Regions from separate parts of the Homo sapiens genome. Here region 1 is linked to region 2. A link is a contact called in ENCODE Hi-C or POLR2A ChIA-PET data. All regions are on one chromosome and are shown on one strand. Each heading gives the region's core, a stretch centred on a gene start or an enhancer-like site at or near the end of the contact. The rest is flanking DNA. Distances are from core to core; before and after follow the strand shown.

The links. Hi-C counts contacts between places; a loop is a spot of excess contacts on that map. ChIA-PET counts read pairs that join two places held with the same protein, here RNA polymerase II (POLR2A).
Region 1: a map of Caco-2 shows a loop between it and region 2 (2.2-fold over the local background). The contact joins two enhancer-like sites. A Hi-C loop is called at or near these places in 1 of 168 maps with a recorded cell type or tissue (Caco-2). POLR2A ChIA-PET finds 5 or more read pairs at or near these places in 1 of 52 experiments (H1).

The regions. Positions count from the first base shown.
Region 1 is chr3:37,763,777-37,771,194 of GRCh38, reverse strand. The region is part of intron 23 of ITGA9 (integrin subunit alpha 9); the gene reads right to left. All of the region lies in intron 3 of ITGA9-AS1 (ITGA9 antisense RNA 1), which reads left to right. Among named protein-coding and RNA genes, the nearest start is that of ITGA9-AS1, 94 kb to the left of the region's middle. RefSeq lists an enhancer at 3,606-6,687. Within about 2 kb of position 5,439, at least 15 of the 41 ENCODE cell types and tissues checked have a DNase peak (open chromatin) inside an H3K27ac peak, as active enhancers do.
Region 2 is chr3:37,675,489-37,682,602 of GRCh38, reverse strand. All of the region lies in intron 17 of ITGA9 (integrin subunit alpha 9), which reads right to left. Among named protein-coding and RNA genes, the nearest start is that of ITGA9-AS1, 180 kb to the left of the region's middle. Within about 2 kb of position 2,085, at least 4 of the 41 ENCODE cell types and tissues checked have a DNase peak (open chromatin) inside an H3K27ac peak, as active enhancers do.

The DNA of each region.
Region 1 (7,418 bases), core at 4,190-6,689, 85 kb before region 2:
CTCTGTGGCCATCGCCCCCTTGCTCTTCTCTGCCCAGTCAGTCCTCATTTATTTCCCAGGCTACCGGAGTCCAAATGCTTCTCATGACATGGCTGCTTATCTCTCAGGGCCTCTGGGAGCTGGCAGAGGTCCATGGCTATTAGAATTTGAACAAAAGGACTTCACCAGGCACCCAAACAAGGAAAGGAGGATGCAGGACACAGTGACAAGGCTGTATTCTACCAAGGCAGGTACTGAGGGTTTTCTGTTGGCATCTGTCCTCCCCTTTACCCCAAAGAGGACATTGTGCAAACTGAAACCATGAAATGGTGGTGACTGGGGAAGCTGTCAGGAACCCTGGCTGTGGGAGCCCAAGGAGTGGCCATCACTTGGTGGCAGAGTCTGGGTCAGCCTCAGTGAAAGGAGCTGTCATGGTCAGAAGCCACCACGGTGCCAGGCCTGTGAGAGGATAAAGAATCCCCTGTTCACTCTAGGGGATCTGGCAAGACCTTGCTTCATGAAGTAGTGGGTTTGAAGTGTGAATCAGGGCTGATTCCATAGGTGTGATACTGAGAAAGAGAGCAGACCCTTTGTTTCAAATGTTGTCGTCATCTGATCCCAGGTGGAGAAGGGAAGTCAAGAGCTGTTACTTTCCAGGCTGAGGTGGTCAGATAAACGGCTTGGAGGAAATGGCATTTCCATGTTGTAGGCTCAGTCAGGCACTTCTAAGAGTTGTCTGTTGACTCAGAGCAAGAGAGAGGACACAGGTTTCCTCCCACAGGGCCCCAAACAGAGCAGCCAAACACAGTCCCTGTGCCTGGGTTTGAACACTGAAGAGGCAGAAAAGTCCTCTGATCTTTTTTCTAAGTGTCATGCTCCAAGCACATCATCCTGGGAAATCGCTTATGGTCCCATCTCTATACTGAGTTCAGATATCAATGGAAATAATACAATATTAGGTGCTATTAGTATGTTAGAGAACGGCATATGCTGAATCCTTACGGCACCCATGTGTGGAGGGTACTGCTCTCAGAAGGGTGACCATATAATTTATTGTCTAAACTGGGACATTTTTGAGGTTCAACCAGCTAGAACAGCAGCACAGAGACATTTATCAGGGATGTGACAGATAAGCTTTAACTTCTGCTCTCCTTAAATTCCACCCCTTTTTACAGATGAGAAAACTGAGGCCCAGAGAGGTTAAGTAACCTGTCATGTCTGAGAAGCACATCTCGAAAATCCCCACCAGGATGCTCTGTCCCACTCCATCTTCCTTGCACCAGGCTGCATAGTAGCTATTCCACATACTGAAGCCCAAACACCACCTGACCACCACCTCACTGTTTATCCATTCGCAGCCCCTCAGAGCACAGCTCCTAATGAGATTATAAATCTTGTCTACAAATTTCTCCCTCCACCAGGAAGTCAGCCCCTCTCATATCTGACCCAGAGGAAGTGGCATTGCAGGTAGATCGCAAAGGATAAAGAAAACTTCTCAGGAGTAAAGGGAGGAGGGAGAAAGGAATTCCAGGAAGAGAACAGCATGTGCAAAAGCATAGAGGGGCAAACTTGAGACTGGAGTCTAGAGAGCCAAGGAGTTCAACACAGGTCAAGCACTGGATGAATGCTGGGTAGCAGTGGCCAGAACTGAGGCAGGGGAGATGGGCCTGGACACAGAGGAGGGCATGTGACAAGTCTTACACATGGCGTGGGTGGAGGTAGTTACCCAGAAGGTAATAGGAACCAGGGAAAGCTTTGAAGTAGGAGAATGTGTGAGAATGTATGATTTAGATCATGTGGATTAACGTCGCTCAAAATTAAAGAAATAATTTGCAGCTTTGGTATGTGATATTTTTAGCTTTTTTTTTTTTTTTTTTGAGACAGAGTTTTGCTCTTATTGCCCAGGCTGGAGTGCAATGGTGCAATCTCAGCTCACCACAACCTCTGCCTTCCGGGTTCAAGCGATTCTCCTGCCTCAGCCTCCCGAGTAGCTGGGATGATGGGTGTGTGCCACCATGCCTGGCTAATTTTGTATTTTTAGTAGAGATGGGGTTTCACCATGTTGGTCAGGCTGGTCTCAAACTCCTGACCTCAGATGATCCGTCCACCTCGGCCTCCCAAAATGCTGGGATTACAGGTGTGAGCCACCACGCCTGGCCTATTAGTATATTTTTAACAGGCAGAAGCATAGATGCCTCTACCAGTTTGCCATTTTACCAGTACGAACCCCATCAGCTGGCTGGGGTTCCAAGGATAGGGAGGGTCACCAAAGTGTCCATGGCTTGATGCCCCTTGAATGCGTGCATCACCAATCAAAGGAAAATGGAAGATTAAATTAGCAGAGGAACAAACTGAATGACAGTAGTGTTCCCCATGAGCCACGGCTGGAGTCATCCCCAGTGTGGTTTTTGGGTAAAAAAAAAAAAACCTAAAAGGTATGATCTAAAAGCTATGTTTGTTGAATTGGCTTGGGTTAAAAGGGACCTAGGTTCATTTTAGAATAACATGTGTTTCCTGTTAACTCACGTTTCTGTGTTATTCATTGACTTTATGTTCTCAGTTACATCCCTGGGCCACTTTTCCATATCATATTACACCAATCGCAGCTGACGGCAACCGGGTAAACATGACCCACCCCCTGACTTATCGCCTGCTTCTCTGAAGTCACACGCTCCTTGAGTTTGAAAACTCAGAGAATGTTTTGAATGTCTACTTTGCTAATTCAATTACCCATTGCCTACTCTGAGAACCAAGGCATCAAAAGACAGTAAGCCCCTATTCCGGCACAGGCGGCTGAACACATACTACAATGGCTGTGGTGACATTAATTTTAGGACTTCAGGGTTTGAAATAAAGATAGTAGTCATACAATAACTGAGAAATGATACCAGCTGGTTGATTAGCCTGACCTAAGGTGTCTAGTTCTAGAAAGATAAATAAGATAGCTTCATATTATCCATCTAGAAAAATGCAAACCATGATTCATGGTTGCTTAGCAGCCTTAAAGAGCCCTTCAAATTATATCTCATGTTAAATCATGTTGCTATGATTTACTATTGAGTATTTCTTCATATTGACCAAAGACTAAAATATAATAATATTAATGAATCCTAGGACAAATACTTTCACGTATCACCATTCATTTCAAGACCCTGTAATAATGCAGACTCAGGATAACCTACAAAGGGTGGATGCTCACAGGCTCTGTTCATTTACTCTAATTTTTCAATTGCAATGACACTATTTAATATAAGGCCAGAGAAACAGCAATAATGATCTTAGATTGCTCCTTAATATGAACATGGCTAATTTCATGCTACTCGTGTGTGCATCACCCCATTTGAAGGTAATGAGGAGTTTTCAATGGCATTCTTTGGGAGATCCTTCTGAAGAATGATGGTCTTTTGCTTTGTGAAAAGAGACCCCGTGTTCATTAGTGCACCAAATTTGGATTTTCTGATATTTACCCCTCTGTGTAGCTAGTGGTTCCAAGGTGTTTATTTAAGGACAAAAATCCAAAAAACAGAAACAGTCTGATGATCACAACAACATAAGCTAGGCTAATATGAGGGGCTCTGGCTTTGGACAGTCCCTGCTAGCTTCAGTGTTCAAATAAAGAGTTCTGTCTTTGAACCGAAACGGGTAAACAAAATCACATGACAGCCCACTCCAAACCTGCAGAGCTGGGGATAGAGCAGGTGGAGCAAGAAGTTAAAGAATGACCTAGTATCACTTAAGCACAGAAAGGAAAAGATCGTAACTTTAACTCTAGATGTCTTCTCCCTTTCTAACTGAAAACTGTCTTCTAAATAAAATACTTGCTTTCTCTAACCCTTTCCCCATCCCTTAAGGCAGTCATCCCTGTGAAAAGTGGTATGGAGTCTGAAAAGGTCAGGGTGTTACTGAGATCAAATCTGAAACTGAAAATAAAGGGGCAAAGCCTCCAGACCAACGTTTCAGAGGAAAGGTTGAGTATAATCCAATGCACAGCCTCTGTATGAGGCTGCCATTATTTCATGAACAATTTCACTTCTCATGATAAAAGCCAGTGGATTTCATTTCCATCAGCTTTAGGGTTTGGCTAAAACAATGCCCCTGCATCCTCCCCTCCTCCCTCTTCCTTTGCGTGTGACAGGCCAACATGCTGGAAAGTCAAGAGTGCAGGCCACCACCACCAGGCTGCCCTGTAAAACGGGATGGGCTTTAATTAATTTACATGTAATCAGAGAAAGACAAGTTCCCCAGACAAAGCCCATTTCCCAGGCATGGGGATGGCCTTTTATTGGAGTTAAAGCGATACAGATGGGAAGTAGTCTGAGAGAGGCAGTGACACAAAAGAATTTCCAGATGCCGTCAGATTCTCTTTAGTGAAAAAGCGATACATAAATATGTTATCTGAGCACTTGACATGCATACCAAAAATGTTTTCCTTCCACAGATAATGAAATATTTTGGAAGCAGAATGGTCTGTTGATTTGGGTAATAAATGAGTGAATAGCCCCCATATGAGACAAAACATGGTCCTTGGAATTGTATCTGCTTGTTTAAATTCTGGTTCTAGCTCTTGGACCCATCTTAAGGTAAAGAATGAAGCTCAGACCCATCTTCCCTTAAAGGCTAAAGCAGCACACCTATTCACTGGGTTGTCTCTGCATTTCCTGCATATATTGCTTTATTAGTTCCCTTTTATCAAAGGGTAAATCACACTCATTTTCTGGATGCCATGATTCCTACATCACCATCTATCTAACCTCTTCCACTGCTTTTCTGAGAGTACATACACCAGAGCAGTGAAAAGTGAAACCTCAGTGTCCTTCATTAAGTCTCAAGTTTCAAGGACTTCATGGGAGGCCTGAAATATGCTTTAGGTCATAAGTTTAGATTAAAGAGAAGTAAGTGAGGTTGGCTCCCTGACAGCTGGGGAGATCATTACTTCTCAGCGTCTAACAACATTGAGGCAGTTCTTTTTGGTCTGAAGAAACTTGGGGTGTATGTCAGAAAAGCGTTTTCCTGTTTTTGCGCTTCCGAAGCATACACAATTAGTCCTTGGCAGGTTAAATGAGAACCATGTGTTTCTCGGCAATGGCCGATGAGCCCTGTTTATCCTCAGTGAGATTTCCTGTTATCGACTTTGGTAACAACCCATCACCCCTGCCATGGCAAGGCTCTGTGTCATGTTGCTTTTAAGGAATGAACGTAAGCAAACTCCTCACCACCAACTTTTGACGCCTATTCATGTAGCAGACCAGAAAACACCAGGCACCTACGCATCGGCATTCAACTAGCCTACATGCTGGCAACAAAGTGTTAATGCTTCCAGATGTCACAGCAGCTGTGAGCACAAGACATTTGGGCTCCTTGATAAGGCCGGGCGCCTTCAGTCAGCAGGGAGACAGCACTGCTGGCTTGATTTATTCTCTCTGGCCACACAGGTTAAAGGGCAGCCTCTGAACCACACTCTGTACGGACAGCCGGGACTGAAGCTTACCCCCACCTTCCAGAGGGTGTGTGTTGAGTGTAACTTGTGCACAGAAACACACACGCTTTCTCCCTCTAGCCAAGCTCAAATTAACCAAGAGCCTAGGAATGTAACTTTTGTTCCAGAATTCAATCAGCCATCTCCCTTCTTTTAAGTGTTTGGCTTCTGTTGAGAAAAAGATTTAAGGCAAACCTAATCCTGACCCATTTCAGGAACTTGACTATTCAGCTTGCATTCATACATGTGCAGAAAGAAGAAAATGCAAAAGAAAAAGAAAAGAAAGTTTAGGGCCATTACTGAGATCAGCAGTGTCTGTGTGAGAGAAACTGAGGGGGAAGGAAATATGTGTTCAAATCCCTGACCAAAGTTTGTAGAGTTTAAATTTGCTCTAAGAAGCTTTCGTTTCTGATAAGTAATTCAATCTCTTATTTCAAAATTTCACCTTCTTATTCTCACATTGAAATTAAGGCAACCTCTGCCATGGGTTAAAGGAATTTGTTCAAAATATTCCTACTGGGCGATCTCAAGTAGAGATGGGGGGATGTCCTGGAGCCAATCCCCAGGAGATACAAGGGGTGACTGTGTGTCTGAGGATGCCACTAACAGAGTGGAAGCAGCCATTTCTTTCATTTGTCTCACCACTCACTATGGTCTCGGCACCAAATGCTGCAAATACACAGAAAATAAGGACCTTGCCCTTTACTCTCATGGTGTTTTTAATCTGGTGGAAGAAGACTGATGATAAGAGAGTAATTTCACATAGTGACAAGTGCTATGAAGAAAACAACATACAAATGAGATAGAGAGTAATGGGGGTTTGCAACTTTAGGTAAAGTGTTCAGGGAAGACTTATTGAGAAAGTGAACTCTGGGCTCAGATCTGCATAATAAGAAGGAGCCAGCTATGCAAAGATTGGAGGGAACAGTGTTCTCAGCAAAGGCAGGTGCAAAGGCCCTGAGGCAGGGCCATCTGTGAAGGCATCTGGGAAGCCTTGACAGAGAGGACATATGAACTGGGTCTTGAAGAATGAGTAGCTTTCCACAGCCAGAGGGGAGGAGAAGTCACTAGCAAGGGCAGGGGGCCCAGGGAAGTACAAAGTGAGAGCCTTCAGCAGCATTCATGGTCCAGGGAGGCTGGAAGACAAGGTCAGGGATGAGGGGCTATTGGAGAAAATGGCCTGGAAAGTTGGGTGGGAGGGAACGCCGGGTTTTGGACCTATGGCTTTGGCCATTAAGATTTCCTTGATTTTTTTTTTTTTTTTTTTTTTTTTACTGAGAATCTCGGAGTGTTTCTGAGCATTATACGGATAAATTATTAGGACTAGAAGTTGGTGTAGAGAAATTATTAGGACTAAAGTTCTCAGATAGTAAACCAGGTCCTTACTTCCTGAGTGATAATGATTCATGATGAGGAGGGGTTGGATGAAGAGGCACAGGATTTGCTGCTCAGTTTTGAATTTTTATTTGGAGAATATGGAGAGAGCAAAGAGGACACCCTAGGATGGGAAAGAAAATTAAAGGAATTGTAATCTTTTTTGGAAGAGAAGGGGGAAGTCAAGGTAATAGCTCAACTTCTCTACATGAGGGAACTAGGCAATTATTTTTCATTTTAGCTAAGAAAGGGTCATGGGGCATGGAGAATTGTGGATAGTCATAACAAGGGATTTGAGGGATACCAGAATGGCTTAACAAAGAGAACTTGCTGGAAAAGCAGTTCTGTGTACTGGGGAGACATCTCGATTGTATTCTGTCCAAAGGTAGAGGGTTGGATCATATAATCCCCCAAATCCACCTCTTCCTACATGAGAGGGGTTTCTAATCCTTGTTAGAAGGAACCTCTCACCCAGAGAGCTGGCTTGGTACAGTCAACCATTGAATTTCCACAAAAAAAATTGAGGGTGAAGGCGAGGAAAAAAAGAAGCATGTGTTCATGATGGGGAAGAGCAGCATAGATAAAAATG
Region 2 (7,114 bases), core at 836-3,335:
GAAGGAGGGGTCTGGGCTAGGATACATTTGGGACAGACTAGAAACGATCACTAGGAAATGAGTATAGATAGAAATGAGGACTCACATTTAGGAGTTGAAGATGAGGAGGTGTCAGCCAACAAGACTGGAAAAGCATGGCTAGAGAAGGAAGAGGAAAATCGAGAGAGGAGTCATCCACATGGTCACAGAGGACAGTCTCAAGAAAGGAAGGATCAATTTTGTCCAATATGGCAGACAGGCCAGAACAATGGGAATAATTAGAACTGGCCATTGGAATCAGCCTTCTGGAGGTCACTGGTGACCTTGATAAGAACTGCTGAAGTGGCACGATGGGAGGAAAGCCTAACTGGAGAGAGTTTCAGAGATGTAGGAGGAGAACAAATGGAAGCAATGAGGACAGACAACTATTTGGAGGAGTTTTTCTCTAAAGGAGAACAGAGAAATTGGATGGTAGCTGGTGGGGGAAGTGGGCTCCAGGGAGTTTTTTTGCTCTTTTTTATTAAGATGGGAATTATCATAGCATATTTGCAAGCTAATGGGAATGATCCATTAGAGAGGCAACAATTAATGAAAACACGACAGGCAACAATTGCTGGGGTCTGATGAATGACTGTTCTCGCCTGGCTGGAGGTGAGCTGAAGATGCATTAGTAGATGGGTGGTAGGAACATGCGGGAATTCCTCTGTGATTGCTTCTATTTTGTAGTGAAATAGAAGTAGGGTGAAAGACTGGGAGTTGGAGGAGAAAGAGGTGAACGTTTGAGAGGTGAGGAGATGGAGGGAAATGGGGGCCCAGGACAGGGGTGAGTGAACGGGGCTAGGATGAGAACGGTGATAAGGCTGAGGCTGAAGATGACAAGGATGAAGATGCATGAGAGACTGATGATTATTGTGTGATGCGACCTTTGAACAAAATAAATCCATGTGAGTGGCCAGTTTTAATCGGATAACCAGTTAATGGAAGACGTAATTAAGGATATAAGGGTTTGTATAATGAACAGTTGTTATTTTTGGCCACTCAGCATCCTGACATCCTCGTGTTTTGGGGGAATCTCAAGATAGGTGGGGCGGCACATCAGCAGAAAGGGGGCAGACCCTCTCTTTCCCCTCTTCTTGATCACTAGGGTGTGGGCACTTGCCTAAGTGAAATCATGTGATCTAAGGGTGATCAAGTGGCAGCGATGTGAGAACAGATGCTCCCACCCAGGGCTACAAATTTTGAGGGTTGCACAGAGACACCAGGGATCATCTGAAGTAGCTACAGAGGAGTAAAGGGCCCAGAGGTGGAACCCTGGACTAAGACTTGCCTCCTCTGTTTCCTGCCTGTGTTGGTTCCCCAGCCTTCTTGTCTATGCTCTGAACCACCCCACATCCTTTTAATAAATTCCTTTTCTGCTTAAATTAACCAGCATACGTTTTTCTTGTTTGCAACCATTAATACAGCTAATACACCATGCAAAAGAAGAGAACTCTTCAAAATCTCCATAGGCAAAAATACTTTGAAATACTAATTTCTGGGGGGGTGGAATCCTCATTACCCATCCGTGAAGAGAGGACCTCACTCTCCTGCATGTCTGGCACATCAACAAGAATAACATGTGCAATGAGAAATATGATGGCCTTGCTTTGGAAGCACGGGCTCTGAGGATCCAAACAAGATGTGAAAAATTAACTTAAGAGCTGCAAATTCTTGAACGGCCTCCAATAAATTAAGACCCTGATCTCAAGCTATTGTGGCAATTATTTATTATTGTTGGCCATTTTAATCTTAAACAGTGGATAGGTTATTTCTGTTCTTCTGTTTGCTTTTGGAAGATTAAAAGAATAAACCTCAGGCTTGAGTTATGAGAGAGTGCTAACCTAGCTTTATCTTGAGAAGGAAGTGGACAGGCATTCATAAGTAGTCCTGACATCAGACAGTGTCCAAGGTTTCCATGGAATATTTGGCAGGGAGACAGTATAGATGAGCCCAGGACCATGGAGGAGGGGCTGCCTCCTCATTCCAGTTTAGTTGTTCATGTGATCAGCTTCCTTTCCTTATATGTAAAGGGTAAGGGATCAGGCCAGGGACATCTAAACTTCTGCCAATCCCCAAACCTTGGGCCTCTGTCACTTAATCACACAGCAAAGTCATTCCTGGGATTTCAAAGTCAAGTGATTCAAACAAGGCTCTGTGATTAAGGGAAGCAGCCAGGCAACTTCCAGGGCAGAATGTGAACTCAGATTTTTTTTAGAGGAGTCTCAAAGCTGGGGTTTCATTCTTTCTCCAAAGCTAAAAAAGTCTTTGACTAAAACAGCACATCTCTGCTTCCAAAGTTATTTTTAGAAATGAAATGAAAATGTGATGTGCCAGCATGATATTGGGTGTTGTCAAATATGTCATCCTTCTGAAACCTCACAACACTGAGAAAGGGTCTTGATATTAGGCCCATATTAGAGAGATGAGGAAATTGAGATGAAGAGAGAGAAGACGCTGTGCTGGTATGAGAACCCAGCAACTCCTATCCCTTCAAAACTCATTCCTCTCCAACATAACCCACATTCTCCAGCCCCCTGACTATCATGTCCCCAGGGGATCCTTCCTGATCTCCCTGCCTAGGTGAAATAAATCCTCCCATTATGAGCCCCCCACCCCCCATGTGCCCCATCAACCCTTCATGGCACTTATCGAAGTTGTGGTTATGCATTTGTTTGTGGGGCTTTTTGGTTGAGGACTGTCTATCCCCTACTAGAATCTAAACATCAGGGGTAGGACCCTTCTCTGGCTTTGCTTATCGTTGAACTCCTAGTGACAGAGTAGTGCCTGGCACATAATTTCTCAGGGAATAAAATTCCTTGAATATCAGAAAGATTCTTCTTCAATAAATAACTAAGCACCGTGGAATGTTCAGCATAAAAACCCCGTGCCTGATTGTTTTCATCTTTCAGCAGGACTGTCAGAGAGGTTGGTCTCTCCTAGCAGGTGTTCAGTGAACACTTGAATGAATGAACATCCATGACATCCCCACAACAGATCATCAGCTCCCCCTTCACATTTTACAGATGAAGAAGTTGAGCCCCAGAAAGGGGAACCCACCCAACTGAGGTCACCCGGCCATGCAGGGTCTGAGTTGCAACTAGCAGCACACCTCCTTTGGCATGAAGGTTGTCCCAGCCATGGCTCTAATATCAACTCCATCTCAGTCGGGAAGGGCTTTGGCAAGAAAGTTTACAAACACCTGAAAGGAACAGGACTCCACAAAGACCAACCTCTCTGACAGTCCTGCTGAAATAGTAAAACGATCAAGCATAGAGTTTTTGTGCTAAACATTCCAGGGGTGCTTATTTATTGAGGAACAGTGTTTCTAATCTTCAAGAAATTTTATTCCCTGAGAAATTTCCCTTTTTATTTTAATTTGCTTGTGCAGTCTTTTAAGTGGGTTATATTACTTTGTACATGGATCTCTTTGCTGTGCTTTTATATGAAAATCATTATTAGTAGTCAACATAAGATACAAAGTGTACTGCTTCTATAAAGCTTATCTTACAGCATATATATAGCCTGCTGAAAATATATTGCTCATTTGTTATTAAAAATCCTACCCAAGTATATCTTATAGCAGCTGGCTTTTTTTTGACTGCGTTATTGGGTTTGTACTTAAGTTTAGCACCAATTCATTCACTATACTCAATGGAAGATGTTACTGATGACATCTTGGCAGCTGTGTCAAGCCAGAAAATCTCTGTAGAACTTGTTTTCTGTCCTCATTCATCACTGTACATTAGGATTACCATTCAAAGTTCCTTGTTGGGTAAATGCAATACATTTCCATATCAACCACATATGCTGAATCACTAAGGCAACTAAAGCAAAAATTTCCTCTTCTATCCAGATAATTTTTTGGATGGTGCTTAATAATATTCTGTTGGATCACTTAGATTTTCCTTAAGTCTTAGACATAAAAACCATGACCTTTTCTTTTGCTGCCATCATAAATCTAGCCTGAGTAAAGGCTAGCACAAGTGTTAATCAAATGCATCCAACTATATTTGCATTAAAAAAATTCTCATTACACCATCATTATTATTATCGGTATTGTATCTACCAACCACAACTATATTTAACAATGATGACTAGGATAATAGTATAGGGCAGCCAAGTCTGTCCATCCGTCCATCCTTCACTCCTTCCTTCTTTCTCTTAGTTGTTTATCCATCTGTTACTTTTTAAAAACTATTTTTTCCCACTTCATGACTATTAGGATGGCAACTATCAAAAAAACAGAAGACAAGAATTGTCAAGAATGTGGAGAAATTGAAACCCTTGTGCACTGTTGGTAGGAACGTAAAATCGAGTGGCTGCTTGGAAAACAATATGAACATTTCTCAAAATAATTAAACATAGAATTGTCATATAACCCAAAAATTATACTTTTGGGTTTATTACCCAATGAACTGAAAGCAGGAACTCAAAGAGACATTTGTTCCCCCATGTTCATAGCAGCACTATTCACAGTAGCCAAGGGTAGACACAACCCAAAGTGTCCATGGACAGACAAGTGGATAAACCAGATGTACTACACATACAATCCCCAGTTTTCTCAATCATGGAAATCATACCAAAAAGGACATTGTGAAGCAGATTTTATTCTTCCTAGGAGCAATATCATAACTAGGGGCAGCATGCCCTCAGTAAGGATTCAGCTTCCAAAAAAATCACAGATACTCTCAACAATGTATCATAAAATCAATGATGCAAATCATACATGTAAATAGCCCCTGCAATGTGAAATCACAAACAATGCTTCCCATTCTTAAAAAGGGCAGACATCATAAAATCAGACATGGAATTTGACAGCTGGAAGGGGGCCCATTTGGGTCACCATTTTGCAGATAAAGGCAGACAGTTAAATGACTTCCCCAAGGCCACTCAGCAGACAAGGGCAGAGCTCTAACCCCTGGTCCAGTCAGTGCTCCTTTGCCTTTCCCATTGCTCCTAAAGCATATAAAAATGCAACTAAATAGTATCAATGTATATGAAACATACTTGGCTATAAGATTATAAATAAAATTGTGTTTATTTCCTTAGCATTTAGAATATTTTAGAATACTGGGAGAATATTTAGAACATAAGGTGTCATCTCTTTACAAATGCTACTGAGGTGCTTAACTTTTCTCTTGACAATTTTCTTTGAAATTTGTGGAGGCATTTGAGATGACTCTAGATGTCTTTAGCCACTCTCATGGGCAACCTTCTTTCTGGGTACTTTGTTGACAACTATCAAAGCTTTTCAATTTTCAGAGTTTAAAATTACAAACATGAGTAAACCATAAAACCAAAATTGCTCATCTGTTGTCTTTCTATGAGAGATATGAGCAAAAAATACCAAATAAATTGATTATAACATGAAGAATTAAGAGACGGTGTTAATTAAGCTACAGGGAATAAGTGAGGACTGTCAGGCACCTCCTGAATGCATGCTGGTAAATGAATTACCCAGGAAATAAACCATGAAGTTGATAAGACCTGCCAAAGGAACAGGTGAAGATCAAGGGGCAAGAGAAACTCAGGGAAAAGATATCACTGTTGACTGAAGTTATTACATGAAGCTTCCAGAGACAGGTAGCAATTGAGCCACATCTGAAAGAATGATCCTAAAACTCACTTGCTTGTAAAATGCTCTGCCTATTGATGGGCAGAAAAACAGGGAGTACATTCCAGCCAGAGAGAAAAATAAACATGATCAGAGGATGAAGGTGGGCAGAAATAACATGGAAAGGGGCAGGAGAAGGACACTCTTAGCAGAAAGATTAGCGAGAGGCAAGTAGATATGTGTAGGGCACATCCAGATTCCCTTAGGTCTTGAAGACAAAGATTTGATGTTGATCTTCTAGGCCCATGAATTTAACCAAGTTTTCTTGAGTGACCAACTTAAGATACATTATTGCAAGTAATTTGACAATAATAAAACACCAAAGTGAAGATATTAAAAAATGTAGTCAGCTATAAGTGGTTCCACCTGGGGTCTTATCACTGTGTAACCTGCACAGACTGCAGTTCTATCTAGTCAGTATCCCCATCTCTTTGTCAGAGGGCTTTTTTCTGCAGGCCAGGAAAGTGCCTAAGAATTAAGCCTCTGACATGCTCTGCAGCAACCCTCAATGACTGATGGGAACTGCTGTATAATTACCCCAGCTCCCTTGCCTATTGAGTGGGACAACTCTGAAGTTCATGTGCTAGACCAGAGCTGCCCCATATGGTTGCTACAGATAACATGTGGCATTTGAGCGCTTAAAATGTGGCTGGTCTGAATTAAGTTTAACATACACATGAGTTTTCAAAGACAGCAGATACTCAAAGATGTAAAAATCTCCACAGTTGTTTTAATATTGATTACATGCTCAAATAATTACTTTTGGGATATACTGCATTAAATTTGTTTCACCAGTTTTACTTTACTTACGATATAATATGGTTGATTTGTGATAAATCTTTAATGATACATACTTGCTTATGTTACTGCTTGTGAAGTAGACGTCCAGGGGAAATAAATTTGGGTAAAAATGAAAGTAAATAGTTTTGGGCCGGGCGTGATGACTCATGCCTGTAATCCCAGCACTTTGGGAGGCCAAGGCGGGTGGATCATGAGATCAAGAGATTGAGACCATCCTGGCCAACATGGTGAAACCCTGTCTCTACTAAAAATACAAAAATCAGCTGGGTGTGGTGGTGCACACCTGTAGTCCCAGCTACTTAGGAGGCTGAGGCAGGAGAATGGCTGGAACCCGGGAGGCAGAAATTGCAGTGAGCCGAGATCACACCACTGCACTCCAGTCTGGCAAAAGAGCAAGATTCCATCTCAAAAAAAAAAAAAAAAAAAGTAGTTTTTAAAAATTGATCATATTTAGCTCCTACAACTCACTTGCTTATAAAATGCTTTAGTGAATATTGTGAAATGCTGAAAAAAAAAGCGTAACATATGTGTGCTTTTCTTTCTCACCAAGTAATTTTGAGTTTCACCAAAATCTGATGTCCAAAGTTGTATGTTGTGCAAATGAGCCTCATTCATTACCTGTGATGTGGTGGGAGAAAAAAGTAGCAAGCCACACAGATCTAGGGAATAAAGAATGTCAGT